Linked DNA regions of Homo sapiens: regions 2, 3 and 4 are each linked to region 1. Evidence: chromatin loops called from intact Hi-C (ENCODE). Cell type or tissue: sigmoid colon. All regions are shown on one strand. Region 1 overlaps ZKSCAN3 (zinc finger with KRAB and SCAN domains 3). Region 2 holds the start of ZNF184 (zinc finger protein 184). Region 3 holds the start of ZNF165 (zinc finger protein 165). Region 4 holds the start of H4C12 (H4 clustered histone 12).

Region 1 (5,000 bases):
TTAAAAAAAGAAAGACCAGTGAATTATACTATTAGCCAACATGTATATGGTACTTACCACTGTCATGCCAAGTGTCAGGTTCCAGCCCATACTGAGGTCCGAGGGGAGTTGTTGGATGGGTGGCAGGTAGTTGAAAGAACACTCGGGGCTGTAGGCAGGTAAAATATGATTTTATTCAGCAGCAGCTGCTGCAGCTCTCACACTGTCTGCCTCTGTCTCGGCTGCCTCCTCCGACCGCAGCCCTTCTCAGCAAACGGCTCTGTGGCTCCTGCCGCTCCCACACTTACAGCTGTACTCCTTGGCATGCTTGTTAATTCCTGGCTCACCTCTGTCTGTCTGCAAGATGGCCAGTTCTCTCTTACAGGGTCAGCAGTTTTTCTCTCTCTCTCTGGGCACAAGTCCTATGTACAGTGTCAGCAGGGCAATTATACCATTTACAGACAATAGTGGCTGTAAGCCAAGTATGAGCTTACACAAACAGGTTATATAACAAGTGGAGTGGTGCGCCTGCGTTCCAAACTCGCTGAGTCACGCTGGCCTGCATATCTGCCTCGGCCTATTCTTGACCAAAGCACATCCATTTACCTTACACTCCACCCCCTTGGCCGAGGGAGACATAGGTTTTTGGGTACACAGGCCCAATATATAGGTTTGGCACACAGGCCTGACATATAAACTTTGGGCACCCAGGGCTGATACACACAGGCTTGACACATAAGTCTGACACATAGGCTCTGGGCACACAGGCCCAATGTATACATAGAGGCTTGACACATAAGCCTGACACATAAGCTCTGGGCACTTGGGCCACAGTAATACAGGGAGCAATAATTTCAGGTTATAGTGAGCAATCACTACATGGTGATGTTACCCCAATGTTGCTTTATATATTAATCCAGGGTTTTTGCTTCCCTACCTTTAGGGTGTTGGGGCGGGCAACAACAGGTTACTGTTTGTCCCCATACCTGGTTGGAGGAAGTCATCCTTTCTCTCATAGATCTGGCCACATGGCCTGGCCCTACATGGGTCGGTGACTAGCCACTTCTGTAACTTCTAGGTAGTTAGCCACAAGGTTAAGCCTTGATAAACTGCCCAGCTATCAGTGCAGATTACGTGTCACCTTCTTGGTGATCACCATTTACATTGCCCTGAGTTCAGTTTATTAGCTACTTTGTCCACACCTGGTATCAAACCATAGGGTGTTGGTACTAGGCTGGGCTGCAACAGCAGTCCAGGTAGCAGTAGCACCCTGGCTAGACCTATCTGTGTACCATGCCCCATTGGGAATGCGGGAATGCCCTTCCTTAAAAGGTGAAGGCTCAGGATCTAGGGGTGCCTCAGGTCCCATAACCTTATCTTGCATTAGGACTGTAGGTCCTAAGACTTCCTGTAATTGTGCTTCTAAGGGACTTGAGTTAGCATACTTTGCTGTTCCAAGTAGGCTTAAGCACCCCACTTTACAAAAGTGGATGTCTGTGCCATCCCAGTGTGTGGGTTGTTACCCATGAGCATACCCACCCTGCTATTGGGTAAGTCATGCGCGCGACGACTGTAGCCCATCCTGCCAGGCTGTCACGAGTCTAAAGGGCAGCATATGCAGTTAGTAACTGCTTCTCTGTCGAGGAATACTGGAGCTCAGCTCCCTTCCAAAGTTGGGACCAAAAGTCTACTGGCATTCTAAAGAGCTCTGTGTGATGCCATAAGCCCCAGTCAAAACTATCTGGTCACATGCACATCAAGTTTAAATGGGTGCCCCGATCAGCTACCCATAGGGCTTGTGCCTGCTGAATAGCCTGTTTGGCTGCCAGGAAGGTGGTTTCAGCCGCATCATCCCAATTCCAGGCAAGAGGCTGCGTTGCTGCTTCTAAATCTGCAAGAGAATCAGAGGTTAATATAACATCATTAATAAGATCATGACATATGTTGGGGCTATGCATATATCCCTGCAGCAATACTGTGAAAGTCCATTGTCACCCTCCCACGAAGGCAAAGTGTTCCTGGCTCTCTGGAGCAATGTCGATTAAGAGGAATGCATTGGCCAAGTCCACCACACAGTGGCACCATCCCAGTTCTGTTGTCAAGTGGCCTATCAAATCCATGATAGACGGCACAGCTGCCAAGCCGTGCAAAACATCCACCCACAGCCTGTCCTCAGGCATGGGAGAGACATCCACAGTGCATAAGCAGGGAGCTAAGCGGCCGATGCCGAGGTCCAAAGATACAGGTTTCACTTTCACTGACCAGCTTTCATAACCGTCAATAAATGCAGCTCTGCCCGGAAACTTATTCAGGTTTAGGGACCAGTGGCTTGCCGAGTCCACATATTGCCTTTGGTTGTCCGGTGTCCCCCCAAGCCTGGCACCTGGGTCAGTTCCCAATCAAACAGGAAAGACTTTACATTTCTGCCTGACTGCAGCAGGTAATCTTTGAGCTGGAACGCTCCGGCGGGACCTAGTTGCCCAGCAATGTCCTTTTCCCGAATGACTTGCACTAAGTCTATATACAACTGCCATCTACTGACAGTTTCTGGTATTTCACCGGCATCAGACCACACTGTAATTAAAGAAGCCAGCTTTTCCATCTCAGAGGGGGAGCAGGAAATGGATCAGCTCCTTTGTCCCGGAGAGACAGAATTCAGGCAGGGAGTCTCCCCCAAATGCTGCTGGCACTGCTTGCCTAACTCCCACAACTCAGTGGGGGGTACAAGCACTATAAGAAGTGTGCTTCACTATGGTAGGGGGTCTCTAGGCCCACCCTTGGGGCCCAGTGGCTGTTCATGCTCTATTTTCTGGCAGACCACTGGGTGAGCCTGTAATGGAGGTTCGTCCTCCTCCCTGCACTGCGTCCAGCAGGGACTGGGCATGCCCTTCCAGCAGCACAGTCACAAATGCCCATCTGACTCTGTTGGCAAAGGCACACTCCTTCTCGGTCCTGTGCATTTCCAGGTGCTTCAGCACCTTCTCCACACTCGTGGAGGGCCTGTCCACTGCCGCCCATGTTTCCACCAGAGCCCATCCTTGCAGCACGGCTGCCACTGGGTGCCACAGCTCATGCTGTGGCTGCATAGCCGCTCCGGGAGCCTGGGGGCTGAAGACCCACTCACCTCATCTTGCTCACTATGCCAAATGTCAGGTTAGAGCCCCAGCTGAGGTCCAAGGGGAGTGGGTGGATGGGGGGCAGGGAGCTGGAAGAACACTCGAGAGACAGCAGGTAGATGGGACATGGCTTTACTCAGCAGCTCTTTCACAGTGTCAGTGCCACATTTATACACCTCACAAACAGTAGTATCTTAGAGCCAGGTGATGAGCCTCCCCAGATTATGGCTACATAACTGTGATTATATAATGCACGGAATTGTGTGCGTGCGCTCCAATCCTGCTGAGTCATGCAGGATGTTTACCTCGGCCTATGCCTGCTTCGCTGCAGCACAGCCATGTTCCTTACAACCACACACCAGGCACTGTTCTAAGAGTTTTATACACTCACTTACTTAATGCTTACAATGGCCCTATCTGCTATCACTATCCCTATTACAGATAAGGAGAGGGAGGCACAGAGCTAGTAGGTAGTAAAGCCAGGATTTTGACGACCTCAGGAAACCTGGCTTCAGAACACTTAACCAGATTATGATGGGAGCTGAGAAGAACCAGGAAGGAGGAAAGCAGGAGAAAGCAAGATCCTTGAAGTAAGGACAAGTGAGTTTTTGGAAGTGGACAGTATCCTCAGCCCAGTTGCCTGAGAAGAGGCCATGGAAAATGGGAATTGAGGGAAGCACCTTTGGTTCCTTCTGCATGCGAAATCTTAGTGGTCTTGGCAGTTGCAGCCTACAGTGTGTGGAAGGCTTAGTGGGAGGTGAGGACTAGAATCAGGGACTAAGGACTTTCTTTCAAGAAGTTCAGTCTTGAAGGGGAAGAAAGAAAGTGGCAGATTGAGGAGGTGGCAAAGACCAGGGGCAGCCTATGCTCTCTCCAGGGGAAGGGCTTGGTGATGTTTTCGGCTGCCTTGATGTTTCTGAGAGAAACTGAAGGGCCTTCAGCCCAAAGATCCGAAGAGCCTGCAGAAATCCTTCTTTCAGCTGAATTTTAATGTGAATGTTATGCCAGTTTTTTGGGCAAGCCTCACTTCAGATATAATTGAGGGTCTCACTAGCAGGCAGCCAAGGTTTAATTCAGTTCTATTTCTTTTGGTCCAGGGCCTTCTGTCTTTTCTTTCTTCTTCCCCTTACTACAGTACCTTGACCACAGATAAGACCTGGTACAGCCATCCTTCACTATCTGTGGGGGATTCATTCCGGGATCCCCAATGATACCAAAATTTGTGGATGCTCAAGTCTTACATAAAATGGCATATAGTATTTTCCTATAACCTACACACATCCTCCTGTATGTTTTTTTTAAGAGATGGAGTCTCTGCACTGTTGCCTAGGCTGGAGTACAGAGGCACAATCATAGCTTACTGCATCCTTGAACTCCTGGGCTCAGGTGATCCTCCTGCCTCTTCCTCCTGAGTAGCTGGGACTGCAGTAGTGCGGCACCAGGCTCAACTTCTCTTGTACACTTTAAATCATCTCTAGATTACTTATAAACCAAATACAATGTAAATGTTTTGTAAACACTTTTTATATTGTATTTTTATTTGTATTTTTTAATTGTTGTTTTTGTTATTTTTTTTTCCCAGATATTTTCCAGCTGTGGTTGGTTGAATCTCTCAATGCAGAACCCACAGATATAGAATCAACTGTATTAGTTTTCTATTGCTGTATAACATTTACCTCAAATTTATCAGCTTAAAACAAAATCTGGGCTGCGCGCAGTGGCTCATGTGTTTAATCCCAGCACTTTGGGAGGCCGAGGCAGATCTTTTGAGGTCAGGAGTTCGAGATCAGCCTGGCCAACATGGTGAAACCCCAGCTCTACTAAAAATACAAAAATTAGCTGGGCATGGTGGTGCACACCTATAATCCCAGCTTCTTGGGAGGCTGAGGCAGAAGAATCTTTTGA
Region 2 (5,000 bases), 880 kb before region 1:
CCTGAGTGTGAAACCTGATAGAAATTGTAGATAAATCGAAAGAAAGAAAGAAAAAAAAAAACAAAAGTAGCACCATGCTGGCAACAGTGTGCCATAGACAGCTTAGGCAGGTGGGGGTGATGAATAATATGGAGAAAAGCAGTTTCAACTGTTTGGCTAAGTATGTAAGTTTCATTTTGTAAAAAATGTATTAATCAAGAAATTCTTAATTTATATTAATGGTGTCATGCCTCAGAAAGTAGAGGAAGCAATAAAGGGAACTATTATGCTCAACTTGATCTTGACCAGTAAAGAAAAACTGTTTTGTAACAGAAGTCTTAAGAAAAAAATGAAGATATTATCTTGGAAGCTCTTAACAGTGAAAGAAAATGTTCTAAATGCACAGACAGGTACCTAAGACTTTAGGAAAACAGAATCAAGAGAAATGTCTCAGGTAAGATGCTTTTTATTCCAAATAACAGCAACCAACAGAACCAAAAACAGCAACAGTTACAGAAACCAACTGTGTGCTTGGCACATAGTAAATGCTCAGTATGTGCTACAAAAGTTATGATTACAAGGAACAGAGGCTCAGTAAAGTTAATCCTAATGATAAAATTGTGAGAAATCCACAAAATAAAGAAAATACAAAGGCTTTTAATGAAACTACTTTGGCTGATTTAATTCTGAGAAACTTAGAATATATATATAAAAAAATCCACTGTAAAAAAGACTTGAAGTACAAAAAATTGAAGAAAAGTATGGACCAAACCTACATTATTCACATGACTAATATGAATAATGTTAAGACTTCTAATGATATTATCTTTAACAAAGGCAAAAAAAGGACTGCATGATAATAGTTAGGTCAAACCAAACTTGATTGCACAGCCATACCTAAAGAATGTAAAGACAACACCAATGCAGAGAGAACTCCATAGGGACATGTCATAAGCCTCTATCCTTACCCTGATCTGTTCAATGACAGGTAGGAAGAAATAGAAGGAATATTCATCAAATCCGCTAGTGGCATTAAGTTAGAAAGGACAGTTAAGGCACTGAATAACTAAATTAGGATTCATAATCATTCTGAAAGCCTAAAACATGTGACCAAAAAATTGAACAGTCATAAATGTAAGTCATGACATTAAGGATAATAATAATTCCATTACACAAAAATGGTGTAAATCTAGATCACTGCAGTTTATGTAAAAAAGATCTAAAGTTTACAGTACATCACTGATAGTTTTTAAAGCAAATGTGATCTAATGCCAAACAGCGGAAGTATAATCCGAGTCAAAGGAAGTAGTACATTATCCTCTCAGGTACTTTTCAAAGCACATCCAAAGAGCTATGTTTACCATTAGGCACTGCATTTTAAGAAAAATGCTGACAAGCAGGAGAGTTTTCAGAGAAAGGTCTAGATACATCACATAGACCAATCAAAAGAAGTGAGGCTATATTGCTTAGAAAAGAATTTATGAGGAGGAGTTGTAACAGCTGAATTCACATATCTTAAGGGCAGCAGTGTGAAAGAAAGAACAGACAGTTTCCTTTTCTTTGGAGGACTAAGAACTAAGATCAACACAAAAGTTACAGGGACAAGTACATCTGTTTAATATAAGAAACTAAAAAAGAAAGCCAACAAGGGAATAGTCTGCACCCAAAATGGCGAGTTTAATGCCACACTAGTTCGGGCATAGGGTTGACAGACAGCCGTCTGCCAAGGAGATTTCAAAACTGACTCTTTCATTGAAGGGATAATTGCCAAGATGTCTTCTGACTTCAAGATTATAATTTTAATATTTAATATTCAGAAGTCATGTGGGGATCACAGATATTCTGAATGATTATGTCTTTTCATTCCCCAATGGAACGAAAGAAAAAAATAAACTCCTCTCCCAAGTATCTCTCTATAAAACAGAATCTCTCCCTACAATGTAATTCGGTTTCTTTGCTAATCCCTAAGCATACCGTTCCTTCCTTCCAAATCTCCTGCTCTGATCTCAAGTATTTGATACTCCAGTCATGACTGTTCTCAAGCCTCCATCACCCCGCTCTCCCCCAAGTCGACCCCACTACCTTCCATCTCAGGAGCTCATCCCGTTCCTCTGGAACTTGAACACCAGGGTTCGCCAGGCAGCGTTCCTTCAGCTGGTATCTCGGTCTAGGACTCAGATGTCTAACTCCCCTTGCAGGGAATCTGCAACACGCTGAGGTTGTCTACCCTAAAAGACACAGGATGGCGTCAGCAGCATACGTCACACAATCACACATCAGAGTCTTGCAAAGTGACCAAGAGGTGCTACACAAGAGAAGTGCCCCAAGAGAGCACTAGAGAGGTGTGTGGCACTCCGATGAACAAAACAGAGTGGAGATCGGGTACGCGGGTTCTGCTTCAGATCCAAAAAACCCTTGGTGCCCACCCTAGAATCTGGCCGGGGCATCCACAGACCTGGTGTGTTCCCTCTGTGCACACTTGTGACTCACACCCCTGCGAGCTCGGATAACACGAAGACACACCTGTTGCAGAGCGTTAAAGCTGGAAGGTGGACAAACAGGGCGGGGCCCGGCACCCGACTTCCCCTTAGGCCAGAACAAAAGAACAAAGCCCTCCAAGGGATCAGGGCGGGACCGCCCCGCACAGAAGGAGGCGAGGTGCGCCCCCTTCGAGGACTCCCCAGCTTTCTCCTGCAGAGGCCTCTAAGCGCGAAATCAGAAGGGTGACGTCACGAGTCCGGAGGGCTGGCTGTTGCCATGGTGATACCTGAGCTCCCCTCCCCCTATAGCGATCCACACACTCTGATCCCGGGTCCGGAAGCGCATTGACCGCCACCAGACCTAACGCAGGGAGCCGAAGCAACTGGACTTCCAGCGCGCCAACCTCTTTCCACGCCTACAACCGGCTTCAACGGTCACTTCCGGTCGTTACGAGCGAGCCCCGCCCCGCACGCCGGCGCCGGGCGGGCACACTGGACCAGCGTTCCCAGAACACTCCGCGAAGGTGTTCCTGAACTTCATTTCCCAGAGGCTTTAGCTAACGTGTACTTTCGCCCTGCGATGGGCCGCACATTTTCGCCGCCAGTCTTTTGCTCCTGTTTCAGGTATGCGTGTGCATTGTAAACTTGTCTGACTGAACTGATTATAAGAAATGCACGTCTACTGACCGAGCGCAGTGGCTCACGTCTGTAATCTGAGCACTTTGGGAGGCCGAGGTGGGTGGATCACTAGGTCAGGAGTTCGAGACTCAGCCTGGCCAATATGGTGACACCCCGTCTCTACTAAAAATACAAAAATTAGCCGGGCGTGGTGGCGCGCGCCTGTAGCTACTCAGGAGGCAGAGGCAGAAGAATCGCTTGAACCCGGGAGGAAGAGGTTGCAGTCAGCCGAGATCGCGCCACTGCACTCCAGCCTGGGCGGCAGAGCGAGACTCCGTCTCAAAAAAACAAAACAACAAAAAAAAAAAAAAGAAAGAAAGAAAAGAAAAAAAAGAAATACACGTCTACACACAGTTTTAAAACGCAAACAATCGTTACCTTTATTACATGTTCTACCTTCTATTTTCTGTTCTACTCTTTTGTCGTTTTGAAAATACTGGTAGTTACCCATTAAAATTGTTTTCACGACTCTCAAATGAGTGGCGACCAACTTTTTTTTTTTTTTTTTTTTTTTTGAGACGGAATCTAGCTCTGTTGCTCAGGCTGGAGTGCAATGGCGCGATCTCGGCTCGCTGCAACCTCCACCTCCCGGGTTCAAGCGATTCTCCTGCCTCAGCCTCCCGAGTAGCTGGGATTACAGGCATGCACCACCATCCCCGGCTAATTTTTGTATTTTTAGTAGAGACGAGGGGGTCACCATGTTGGCCAGGCTGGTCTCGAACTCCTGACCTCAAGTGATCCGCCCGCCTCGGCCTCCCAAAGTGCTGGGATTGCAGGCGTGAGCCACTGCGCCCGGCCCCAACATGTTTTTCTAATGCTTAAGGAAACCCGGAGATAATATTCCCATGTTTTGCCACTTAGTAAAGCATTTTATATGCCTGTGTCAGCGAGCACATAGCTGCAAGTGTAGCCCATGGCCAGTCTGTCACTGTGTCCTTGGCAGAAAAAAAGAATCCAACAAATCGGTAGGTTTTTATATTTAAGACATGGCACTTGCATTTTATTATGCTGGCGTGCATCCCCAGCATTTGGATAAGGGGCCAAGGTCAAGTCTCTCAGACTGTTGGCTGACAAACATTAAACCTGGAAATCCTAACAGAGTGTATGAAAAACAATTACAGTCAAGGGAACATGATAGAGAAAGCTTCGGTCATCTTAGAGAATGCATATATTGCCATGAAGAGAACATTGGTTTAAAAAAAAATGTTCAAGAGAATGAAAAGACAAGTCACAGACTGGGAGAAAATACTTGCAAAGTACATATCTGATAAAGAACTGATATCCAAAATATATAAGAACTCTTAAAACTCAACAATAAGGAGACAAACCGATTAAAAAAATAGGCCAAAGACCCTAACAGATGTCACCAAAGAAGATATGCAGATGGAAAATAAGCATATGAAAAGATGCTCCACATATGTCCTCAGTGAAATGCAAATTAAAACAATGGGATGCCACTATACACCTGTCAAAATGGCCAAAATCCAGAACCCTGACAATACCAAATGCTGACAAGGATGTGGAGCACAGGAACTTTCATTCATTGCTGGTGGGAATGCAAAATATTAGAGTTACGTTGGAGGACAGTTTGACAATTTCTTACAAAACTAAACATACTCTTACCATATGATCTAGTAATTGTGTTCCTTGGTATTTATGCAAAGGAGTTGAAAATGTATGTCCACACAAAACGTGCCCAAGAATGTTTATAGCAGCTTTGTTCATGATAGGCAAAACTTGGAAGCAGCCAGATGTCCTTCAGTACATGAATGAATACATAAACTATGGTACATTCAGACAATGGAACATTCAGTAAGGAAAAGAAATGAGCTATCAAGCTACCAAAAAGGAAGAACAGAAGAA
Region 3 (5,000 bases), 280 kb before region 1:
CAAAATTTGTGATAGTGTTTCCTCGGATGAGAGGTAGTATAGAGAGGGACTAGAAAAAGAGTAGTATTAAATCTAAGTTGTTGTCAATCTACAGTTCTTATAGACTAGGTAATGGATTAAAAAATGTTCACACTTTAAGGCCATGCATGGACCAATGACAGCCAGTGGTTTTAATTAATACCATTTTGAATATCTGAGTTCCACTGGGGTAAGGGGATGAATCAAACAAGGCCTCAGAAGAAAAGTTGTCTGGGAATGCAGGAAGGTTTTGCAGAGGAGATGAAGTTTCAGTTGCAACCCTGCTGCGTGGGCTTCAATTTCACCACCTGAGATTTAAATAGAGGCAGGAGTCACTCAGGCTAGAATGCAGTGGTGCAATCACAGCTCACTATTGCAGCCACCACCTCCTGGGCTCAGGCGATCCTCCCACCTCAGCCTCCCGAGTAGCTGGGAGTACAAGTGCATTCCACAACCCCCGACTAATTTTTTTTTTTTTTAATTTTTGTAGAGACGAGGTCCCAACTATGTTGCCCAGGCTGGTCTCGAACTCCTGAGTTCAATTAATCCTCCTGCCTTTGCCTCCCAAAGCGGGGAATTAGAAAAGTGAGCCAACACGCCCGGCCCACTAGTGTTAAAAAATAAAAACAAAAGCAATAATCTGACAGATAGAGCCAGGGAGGGCTATGAAGAGACACTTCTCAGGCTTGTATGCCTCATAAGAAAACTATCACATATGACTGCAAAACCCATCTTACACCAAAAATACCTCTGCAAGGACATCCGCCCAGCAACTGTTTGTCTAACCTCAGACTGGTGTCATCCTCGTTACCGATCTTTGTAGTCAAGAATAATGATTTCAAAACAATTAAATAATCCTCCCCATTCTTCCTTTAAAAACCTTTGTCTTCCTTTACCTCCCTGAATAGAAACATAGTTTACTCTGGCACGTCTATTCTTATTGCAATTTCCTATTCCCGAATAAACTTTTTTTTTTTTTTTTGAGATGGATCCTTGCTCTGTCGCCCAGGCTGGAGTGCAGTGGCGTGATCTCAGCTCACTGCAACCTTCACCTCCTGGGTTCAAGCGATTCTTCTGTCTTAGCCTCCCAAGTAGCTGGGACTACAGGCGCCCACCACCACACCCAGCTAATTTTTATATTTTTAGTACAGACGGGGTTTCACCATGTTGGCCAGGCTGGCCTTGAACTCCTTGTTAAATACAGTGAGTTCTAAATTTCTCTTCAAAGAATCAGTATGTCAGTATGTTCAATTCTTTGTTCTCCATTTTAAACTTTAACTTCCTCATTTTCCTCGTCTCCTTGCCTCTAGTTTCAGTAAACAACCTTTTCCACCAGTTCTAATCAGTAGTTCACATCTGTTCCCCTGGTGACCTGCTCCGTCCTGAGTCACCCCTGGTCACCTGCTCTGACCTGAGTCACCTTTAGTCACCTGTTCCGTAACCGTCCTTCCCACTGAAACTGCTCACCCTACCACTCCGGCTCATACCCCTGCTCTCTTTAAAATAGCCAATCGGAATTAACTTAGACTGTGCGGTCCAACCCTAGCCAGTAGGGGAACGACACAGCACTAGGGACTACCTGCGTCAGGGATAAGAACCCCTTCCCCTCCCTTGTTCAGGTGTGCTCTCGCCATTGCTCCATCCGTGAGACGCACCCTTCTATAGAAGTAAATTGCTTTGCTGAGAAAATGTGTGCTCGAGTGTGTATCTTTTTCTTCTTCTTCTTTTTCTGAGACTGAGTCTCACTCTGTCACCCAAGCTGGAGTGCAGTGGCGCGGTCTCGGCTCACTGCAAGCTCCGCCTCCCGGGTTCAAGCGATTCTCCTGCCTCAGCCTCCCGAGCACCTGGAACTACAGGCGCGTGCCACCACGCCCGGCAATTTTTTTTTTTTTTTTTTTTTTTGTATTTTTAGTAGACACAGGGTGTCACCGCGTAAACCAGGATAGTCTCGATCTCCTGACCTCGTGATCCGCCCGTCTCGGCCTCCCAAAGTGCTGGGACTGCAGGCGTGAGCCACCGCGCCCGGCCAACGTCATTTTCTTTTCAGGAGTCCCTTCTGTTATTTAGCAAGACACACTACTACAATGGAGAAAAAAGATGCCCCCTCCTTCAAGCCCTGAGATCTTCAGGACTTTGGCGAAAAGTCTGCGCCCGAAGAGACCCAGGAAGGATTCTTGGAATTGTAGTCCAAAGGCATCCCGCCTTCTGCGCAGACTCACAAGTCCCTGTGGACGGAATTCTTGAAGTGTAGCGCCGCTCAGTCCTTCCACCGGAAGTGTCCGATCGGAATCAGCCCTGTCCGAGAGGTGAGTCCGGGTTTGGGGATCCAGATGTCCAGCCCCGTGTCCCCCTCCAAACATCCAGTCCCTCTCATATTGCCTTTGAAATTAGCAGCCTCTGGGTGACCAGACCTTGGCCCTCAGAGGAATCCCGGAGAAAGGTAGAACCAGCTTCGGCGTTGGGAACGCAGGCGCGCTTACGCATTTAGTGAGGGTTTGGCGGTCTCCATAGTTACCGCCGCCGCGCGTGACGTCATAGTGGAGCGCTGAGGGCTTGGTGGCGTGGGGTGGGGGCTGTCCTACTGATCCTGAATTTGGGGTCACTGGTAAGAGGAGTTGCCCATTCCAGCCAGGTGGAACGGGGAGGGGTGCCACATGTCTCAGATCTGCCATTGTCTGCGAAAAGAAACTGCTGCGAGGACCATCCCCAATCCCCTGCTTCCCTTGGGAAGAGTAACCGCCGTTTTGTAGGACACTTGGGGACAACCCCGCTTGTCCTGAAATTTATTGACACGGTAAATAGTATTTCCTGTGTGCCGAGGATGCAGTTAAACCAACACTGACCCCCTGCCCTTGAGAAACACAAGGTACTATGGGAGCCTTTACCAGCATGCCCCTTGAAGTCTCTGTTCTGCTTTGTGGTCTCTACCGGATTTCCCCTGACTGTCTCCCTCTCCACCAACAAAACTCTCACCCGTCTTCCCCTCCCGCAACATGCCCACCAAGACATGTTCATCCATCAGGAGCCCTGCTCTTTAACCTCCAACTTTCTCATCATAATTAATTACTCGTTCCTCTCTGTTCTCCTAGCGTTTCTTCACACATCTGCTTACCCATTTTTGTAAGTCCTCCTAACACAATATTATAAGGCACTAGATGCTCAATCAATATTTATTAGTTTAAAGCTACCAGCTTTAGGGGGACTCGGTTTTAAATAGATGAGAAGTGATAAAACACCTGGAGATAGTACTGTCAGCTGAGATAACATGTCATAGAACCAGCTGCTCAGCATAATTGAAATTTCATTCGGATTATATGGGCCTACTTTACACCCATCTTACTATGGTAAATGAGATCATGCTCATTAAGCATTAGGACACTACTTGGTTAGCGCATCTAGGAAACATAACCAGAAATATCAAAGAAATGGCCCAGTAAAATATAAGGGATTGAGACTCTCTGGTTAATATACCATGGAACTAACCCCCCTTTTTTTTCTTTATCATTGATAAATTTTGTTCTTACTTATACTCAAATTGTTTGTTTTCCAAGGTTCAGTCTGAACCTAGTGATATTTATTTCATACTCTTGGAGAATTAATACTGTTACATATCTTCAACTACCCTTTTCATGAATCTTGTCTGCCAAGACAAGCTCGGTCATGGAGACCCTAACCCAGTGGCGCTAGAGGAATTAAAGACACACACAGAAATATAGAGTGTGGAGTGGGAAATGAGGGGTCTCACAGCCTTCAGAGCTGAGAGCCTTGAACAGAGATTTACCCACTTATTTATTGACAGCAAGCCAGTGATAAGATTTACTGAAAGTATTCCTTACGGGAAATAAAGGGATGGGCCGAAATAAAGGGATGGGCTCTGGCTAGTTATCTGCAGCATGAACATGTCCTTAAGGCACAGATCGCTCATGCTATTGTTTTCTGCCCTGGGTGGGCCAGGTGTTCCTTGCCCTCATTCCAGTAAACTGACAACCTTCCAGCGTGGGCGTCAAGGCCATCATGAGCATGTCACAGTGCTGCAGAGATTTTGTTCATGGCCAGTTTTGGGGCCAGTTTATGGCCAGATTTGGGGGCCTGTTCCCAACACTTGTCAAAATCTGTCTTCCCATTCCAAATTCTTTTCCATTATTGAAATATCATTGTTTCTGTTGGAAATATTTTTCCAAGTAGATGTCTTATTATCATCTTAAATACAGATCATCCAAAACAGAAGTCATCTGAAACTTTCCTAATTTTTCCTTTCAATCATAAATATGAAGCCTTAAGAACAATTAATAATGCATGATCCTTAACCTCATGGAACATCAATCAGTTGATAAAAAAACAGCCAAACAACTAAAAATAATACAAGGACTTATATATTCATATGTGTATGTGTTAGGAATTGTAAGAACTCAGACTAGAGTTGAGCAATTTCTTAACAGAGGCAGTAGAATTCTTAGTCACTCCAGCCATCACACCCTGCAAGTTGATCTCACCATCAGTCTGCTGCTCATTCCTACTTCCTCTACTCTGTTCCTTTCCTTTCTGAATCTTTCTCATCCTTTATTGTCCAATTTAAGCCCCATGTTAAATACAGTGAGTTCTAAATTTCTCTTCAAAGAATCAGTATGTCAGTATGTTCAGTTCTTTGTTCTCCACTTTAAAGTTTAACCTCATCTCCTTGCCCCTAGTTTCAGTAAACAACCTTTTCCACCAGTTCCAATCAGTAGTTCACATCTATTCCCCTGGTCACCTGCTCTGTCCTGAGTCACCCCTGGTCATCTGCTCTGACCTGCATCACCTTTAATCGCCTGTTCTGTAACCGTCCTTCCCACTGAAACTGCTCACCCCGCCACTGTGGTTCATACCCCTGCTTTCTTTAAAACAGCCAGTTGGAATTAGCTTAGACTATGCAGTCCAACCCTAGCCAATAGGGGAACGACATAGCAGTAGGGACTACCTGCGTCAGAGATAAGAACCCCTTC
Region 4 (5,000 bases), 520 kb before region 1:
TAAGGGTTGTTGTAAGGATTAAATGAGTAGGGCCGGGTGGCTCACGCCTGTAATCTCAGCTTTTGGGGAGGCAGAAGTGGGAGGACAGCTTGAGCCCAGGAGTTGGAGACCTGAAAAAAAAGACAAACAAGTGTAAATGAATTGGTAAATAAAAAACACTTAGAACACTGACAACAGTAAGTGCAGTGTGAAACACTTAGCATTACTTTTATGCCAAATTCATAACCTGTAATTGCATCTGACCATCATCCCTGGGTAAGAGCAATCTTTTTTTTTGTTTTGTTTTGTTTTGTTTGGCGACACTCTGTCACCCAGGCTGGAGGGCAGAGGTGTGATCTCGGCTTACTGGAACCTCTGTGTCCCAGGTTTAAGCGATTCTCAGCCTCAGCCTCTCAAGTAACTGGGATTACAGGTGTGTGCCACCACGCCCGGCTAATTTTTTGTATTCCTAGTAGAGACGGGGTTTCAACACATAGGCCAGAATGGTCTCCAACTCCTGGCCTAAAGCTGTCTGCCAGCCTTGGCCTCCCAAAGTGCTGGGATTACAGGCATGAGCTACTGCATCGGGCCCAGAGAGCAACCTTTTCTAACAGCCACATTTTAGTACTCTAGATTCAGCCAGGAGTTGTGTAATTAAACCTTTGTCTATTATGAAATCATAGGAAATACCTGTGTCAAGTGCATTTTTTCACACAATTTTTGCAAATGGAGACATCTTCATTATTCCTATAGTATCATATGTTTTTAAAGTTTGTACTCACACTTTGGGTGATAAATGAAGGACAAGATCCTTCCCTATCCTTGTGAGGATGACTACAGCATGACTGGATGGGCTTGCTATGATTTTTATCTTTCCCTGTGTTCTCACTACCGTTTTATTAATCTCAGTTCTTTTTCACAGGGTAGCACAGAATTTAACTAGCAGAAAGAGATCCAGCCATGTAGACCAGAGATTTGTCTAAGTGACGGCATGTAAGAATCAGGAAGGAAAGTTTTTTGTTTAAATACCAACAGGTTCCTTCCTTAAAGCAATTATTATTTTTCAAATCTAACCCACAAGGTGATAGTATCCTTAAACCAATTAAATCAGAATCTCGGGTTGGATAACCTCAAATATGACTTATTAGCACTTCCCATTAATCACTGGTCCTTCAGGCCTTTAAGTTTACTTACTAGGAATCTCACTTTTAATACCATCTTATCAACTTCAGTTGTAAATAAGAGAACACTCAAAGGCTGAGGAATTCTCAGCGGTAAAGCTCTGCCCACGTTAAGTAACAAAGGATAAGTTAGTCTTTGTTGTGATCACTTTGTTGTACTGATAAGCTACGTATTTCTACTCAAGGATTCAAATTCTCACCTTTCTCAAGAATTGGGCCAAAACCGATAAACTAAACTTATTTACGGTCCACTGATTAAAGGTTGTTGCATAATAAGTTCTTGCTATGTTCAGCAGTTGGATTCACAGCGCCAGAAACCTATAACTGCTTGACTTTCCTCCCCACTACACTGCGAAAATTGCCCCTTAAATGTAACTAACCCTAAAACCTCAACAGTATCGTGGCCAGGCGTGGTGGCTCACTACTGTAATACCAACATTAGGCATAGGCGAGGGGATTGAGGCCAGGATATCGAAACTAGCCTGGGAAACACACGGAGACCCGGTCTTTGGAAAAATAATTAGCCTTGCGTGGTGGTGGGCGCGAGGTTCCGGCTAATCGGGAGGCTACAGTGAGCCATGATGACACTGCACTACAGTCTGCGCGACGGCCCATGTCAGTAAGCTCTGGAGCACCTGAAACAAGTTGTGTTGGGTATTTTATTTACTGGAGAGCGATTAGTGACTGATGCCTACTTACAGCGACTAGAGACGCATGCTCCGATAGCAGCACAAACTCAGCAGGCGCGAACAAATGGTAAAGAGAAACTGGGCAAACAAGCATCACGGCTCCTCAGCTGAGAAAGTGGGGGCCCTAAAAAGGGCCTTTTGTTGATAGAAAGGGACGCTCAACCACCGAAACCGTAGAGGGTGCGGCCCTGGCGCTTGAGCGCGTAGACCACATCCATGGCGGTGACCGTCTTGCGCTTGGCGTGCTCTGTATAGGTCACGGCGTCCCGGATCACGTTCTCCAGGAACACCTTCAGCACCCCGCGAGTCTCCTCGTAGATGAGGCCGGAGATGCGCTTCACGCCGCCGCGGCGAGCAAGGCGCCGGATGGCCGGCTTGGTGATGCCCTGGATATTGTCGCGCAGTACTTTACGGTGGCGCTTAGCGCCGCCTTTGCCAAGACCCTTCCCGCCTTTGCCGCGGCCAGACATGACGAGCAAGAGGAGTCTCACCCAACGCTTTGTGAGGACTCTGGCCTGAGGCAGCGCCTTTATACGACAGTTGGCGGACCGAACTGAGAACCTGAAAGAAGTCGGCGGGAAGTCCCGCCCCGGTGGGGGAGGGGAAATCTAAAGGGCCAAACCGAAATAGGGGGAAAAAAAAAGCGAGCTTCTTGTTTCCGTGTTCTGAATTTTGTAACGTGCATAGTATTTTGTTACCACGTTATGAGGCTTTAAAAAATTGCTTTTGAACGCAGAAGATATACATCAATACTGTGGGAAATACAAGAAAGGACAAGAAATTAAGAAACTACAATGTTATCCCATCACACAGGCTAGTTAATCATGTATTTTGCAGAGCAGTTGCACATATTTTTCCAAGAAAATGTATACAGTGTTGTATATGGAGTTTTGTAACCTCCTTATATTGATTATAATTTAACCAATTTCTATTAAAGAGATAAAAGTGATGTTTTGGTGTCTATGTTTCTTAGGAATTATCAATAGTTATAATCAGTTCCCCAGCAATTTTTTAATCGGCTGTATTTTAAAAATAATGTTTTCCACATTCAACATAAATGTACTTTTTCTCTATACTTGGGACCAATATTGAAATTTATGATTTTATTACACCAAAATTTAAATTTTATTACATTAATATTTAAAATTGTATTAGAGGTCTCATGATTTGGTACTACGGGTCTCCGCATTATTTCCTTTCCAAATTTCCTAATCTGTTTCACCAAGGTTTCTGGACAACTTTAGAGACCTTTTGTGAAGTTTGAATAAAATCTCTTCGAGATTTTGATAATTGCATTAGCTTTAGGACTTAATTGGAATAGAATTAAAATCCTTAAAACAAGCTCTTATAACTAGAAAATTGGTGTTTGTAGGTTTTGTGTGTGGGGTTTTTTTTTTTTTTTGGAAGGAGTCTCGCTCTGTCGTCAGGCCGGAGGGCAGTGGTGCAATCTCGGCTCACTGCAACCTCCACCTCCCGGGTTCAAGCGATTCTCATGCCTCAACCTCCGGATTAGCGCGGACTACAGGCATGCGCCACCACGCCCAGCTAATTTTTTGTATTTTTAGTAAAGAACAAGTTTCACCATGTTGGACAGGATGCTCTTGATCTCTTGACATCGTGATCCGCCCGCCTCAGCCTCCCAAAGTGCTGGGATTACAGGCGTGAGCCGCTTCGCTTGGACGCTTGTAGGTTTTTAAAAAGACACTTTTATATGACCCAACTAAAGATTTGTTATCAACCATTATGGAGCAACTTTGATTCCGTATATTTGATTTTCTTTCTTATTAATAAATACAGGGTTATACTCTGAATTTTTTTTTTTTTTTTTTTTTTTGTGGAGACGGAGTCTCGCCCTTTCGCTCAGGCTGGAGTGCAATGGCCCAATCTTGGCTCACTGCAACCTCCACCTCCCGGGTTCAAGCGATTCTCCCACCTCAGCCTCCCCTGAGTAGCTGGGATTACAGGCACTCACCACCACGCCCGGCTAATTTTTTTGTATCTTTAGTAGAGACGGGGTTTCACCATGTTGGCCAGGCTAGTCTCCAACTCCCGACCTCGTGATCCATATGCCTCGGCCTCCCAATGTGCTGGGATTACAGGCTTGAGCCACTGCGCTCGGCCACTCTGAAATTATTTTAACATCAATGAAAATTATAAAACTCCTATAACTATTCTAATATAATCTCTTAGTATTCAATTCTTTGTTTAGAAAGTAGTTAAGAGTTGAAACTCTGGAAATAGAAAACTTTGGTTTTAGATTAAATGTTTACCTTTCAGACTCGAGCTGACTTGTTACCGATCAGACACGAGGTGACTTGTTTATTCTTTTTAAATCTTTGCTCATCTACAAAGTTAGAATAGGATAGTGACGGTACTGTTGGGGTGCAGAATGATTCCCCAAAATGTGGTTCTTGGGCATGCTGAGCGCTTTTGAACATTGAAAGGCCTCAGAAATAAGCTTCAGAATCAAAGCCCCTCTAACTTCGTCTTCTTTCCCATACATGCGAAGGGACTCTGACATTTCCTAATCGGACCAAGAAAATTTCTTACCAGAAGTAACAATTGCCTTCTATCCCCTCCCTGTTATTTCATTATTGCAGAAAAGAATACTGAATATGGATTTTTCAAGATAATGTCTGCCTCTCGGTCTCATTTAAATTACCAAGACATACTAGGTGCTGTGGCTCCTCCCACTAATCCCAGCACTGTGGGAGGTCGAGGCAGGTGGATCCCTTGAGCTCAGGAGTTCGAGACCAGCCTGGCCAACATGGCGAATCCCTGTCTCTACAAAATATACAAAAAATTAGCCAGGTGGTGTCACATGCCTGTAATCCCAGCTACTTGGGAGGCTGAGGCAGGAGAATCACTTGAACCTGGGAGGCGGAGGTTGCAGTGAGCCGAGATTGCACCATTGCACTCCAACCTGGGCAACAAGAGTGAAACTCTGTCTGAAAAAAAAAAAAATTAGCCAGTTGTAGTGGTGCATGCCTGTGGTCGCAGCTACTAGGGAGCCTGAGGTAGGAGGATCACTTGAATCCCAGAGGTGGAGGTTGCAGTGAGTGGAGACTGTGCCACTGCACTCCAGCCTGGGTGACAGCCTGGGAGACGGATTAAGACCCCATCTCAAAATAAATAAATAAATTATGAAGAC

Evidence for each region. A loop is a pair of places that touch in the nucleus more often than their neighbours do. Peaks named below come from ENCODE experiments on the same cell type or tissue, not always from the same donor. Only the 100,000 strongest peaks of a DNase experiment are listed, where the experiment ranks them.
Region 2: it touches region 1 in a loop (3-fold over the local background); 2 of 110 quality-filtered maps call a loop at or near these places.
Region 3: it touches region 1 in a loop (2.4-fold over the local background); 17 of 110 quality-filtered maps call a loop at or near these places.
Region 4: a loop joins it to region 1, with 2.8 times the contacts of the local background. A loop is called at or near these places in 4 of 110 quality-filtered maps.

The regions. Positions count from the first base shown.
Region 1 is chr6:28,353,805-28,358,804 of GRCh38, forward strand. All of the region lies in intron 1 of ZKSCAN3 (zinc finger with KRAB and SCAN domains 3), which reads left to right. It also overlaps a transcript of ZSCAN31 not described here. Among named protein-coding and RNA genes, the nearest start is that of ZKSCAN3, 6.4 kb to the left of the region's middle. RefSeq lists enhancers at 284-783, 2,261-2,330, 2,610-3,514. In sigmoid colon, a CTCF peak has its summit at 2,533 (motif pointing left); DNase peaks (open chromatin) are centred at 527, 2,457 and 2,937; H3K4me3 peaks cover 1,792 bases; H3K27ac peaks cover 2,610 bases.
Region 2 is chr6:27,470,227-27,475,226 of GRCh38, forward strand. ZNF184 (zinc finger protein 184) reads right to left here and starts at 2,879. Exons shown (of 6, transcript NM_001318891.2): 1 at 2,503-2,879; 2 at 2,062-2,207. The coding sequence starts at 2,068. It overlaps LOC105375001 (a long non-coding RNA gene), which reads left to right and starts at 2,898. Exons shown (of 2, transcript XR_926664.4): 1 at 2,898-3,083; 2 at 4,868-5,000. RefSeq lists enhancers at 2,001-2,130, 2,461-2,550, 2,571-2,670, 2,731-2,890. In sigmoid colon, no CTCF peak of the experiment used is centred here; DNase peaks (open chromatin) are centred at 2,235 and 2,895; H3K4me3 peaks cover 2,383 bases; H3K27ac peaks cover 1,492 bases.
Region 3 is chr6:28,078,647-28,083,646 of GRCh38, forward strand. It overlaps ZNF165 (zinc finger protein 165), which reads left to right and starts at 1,922. Exons shown (of 4, transcript NM_001376491.1): 1 at 1,922-2,324. RefSeq lists enhancers at 1,378-1,447, 2,248-2,367. In sigmoid colon, no CTCF peak of the experiment used is centred here; DNase peaks (open chromatin) are centred at 2,255 and 2,495; H3K4me3 peaks cover 2,030 bases; H3K27ac peaks cover 1,738 bases.
Region 4 is chr6:27,829,209-27,834,208 of GRCh38, forward strand. H4C12 (H4 clustered histone 12) reads right to left here and starts at 2,352. Exons shown (of 1, transcript NM_003541.3): 1 at 1,966-2,352. The coding sequence starts at 2,319. The coding sequence ends at 2,008. RefSeq lists enhancers at 1,803-1,912, 1,836-2,661. In sigmoid colon, no CTCF peak of the experiment used is centred here; a DNase peak (open chromatin) is centred at 2,363; H3K4me3 peaks cover 1,562 bases; H3K27ac peaks cover 1,294 bases; H3K27me3 peaks cover 3,173 bases.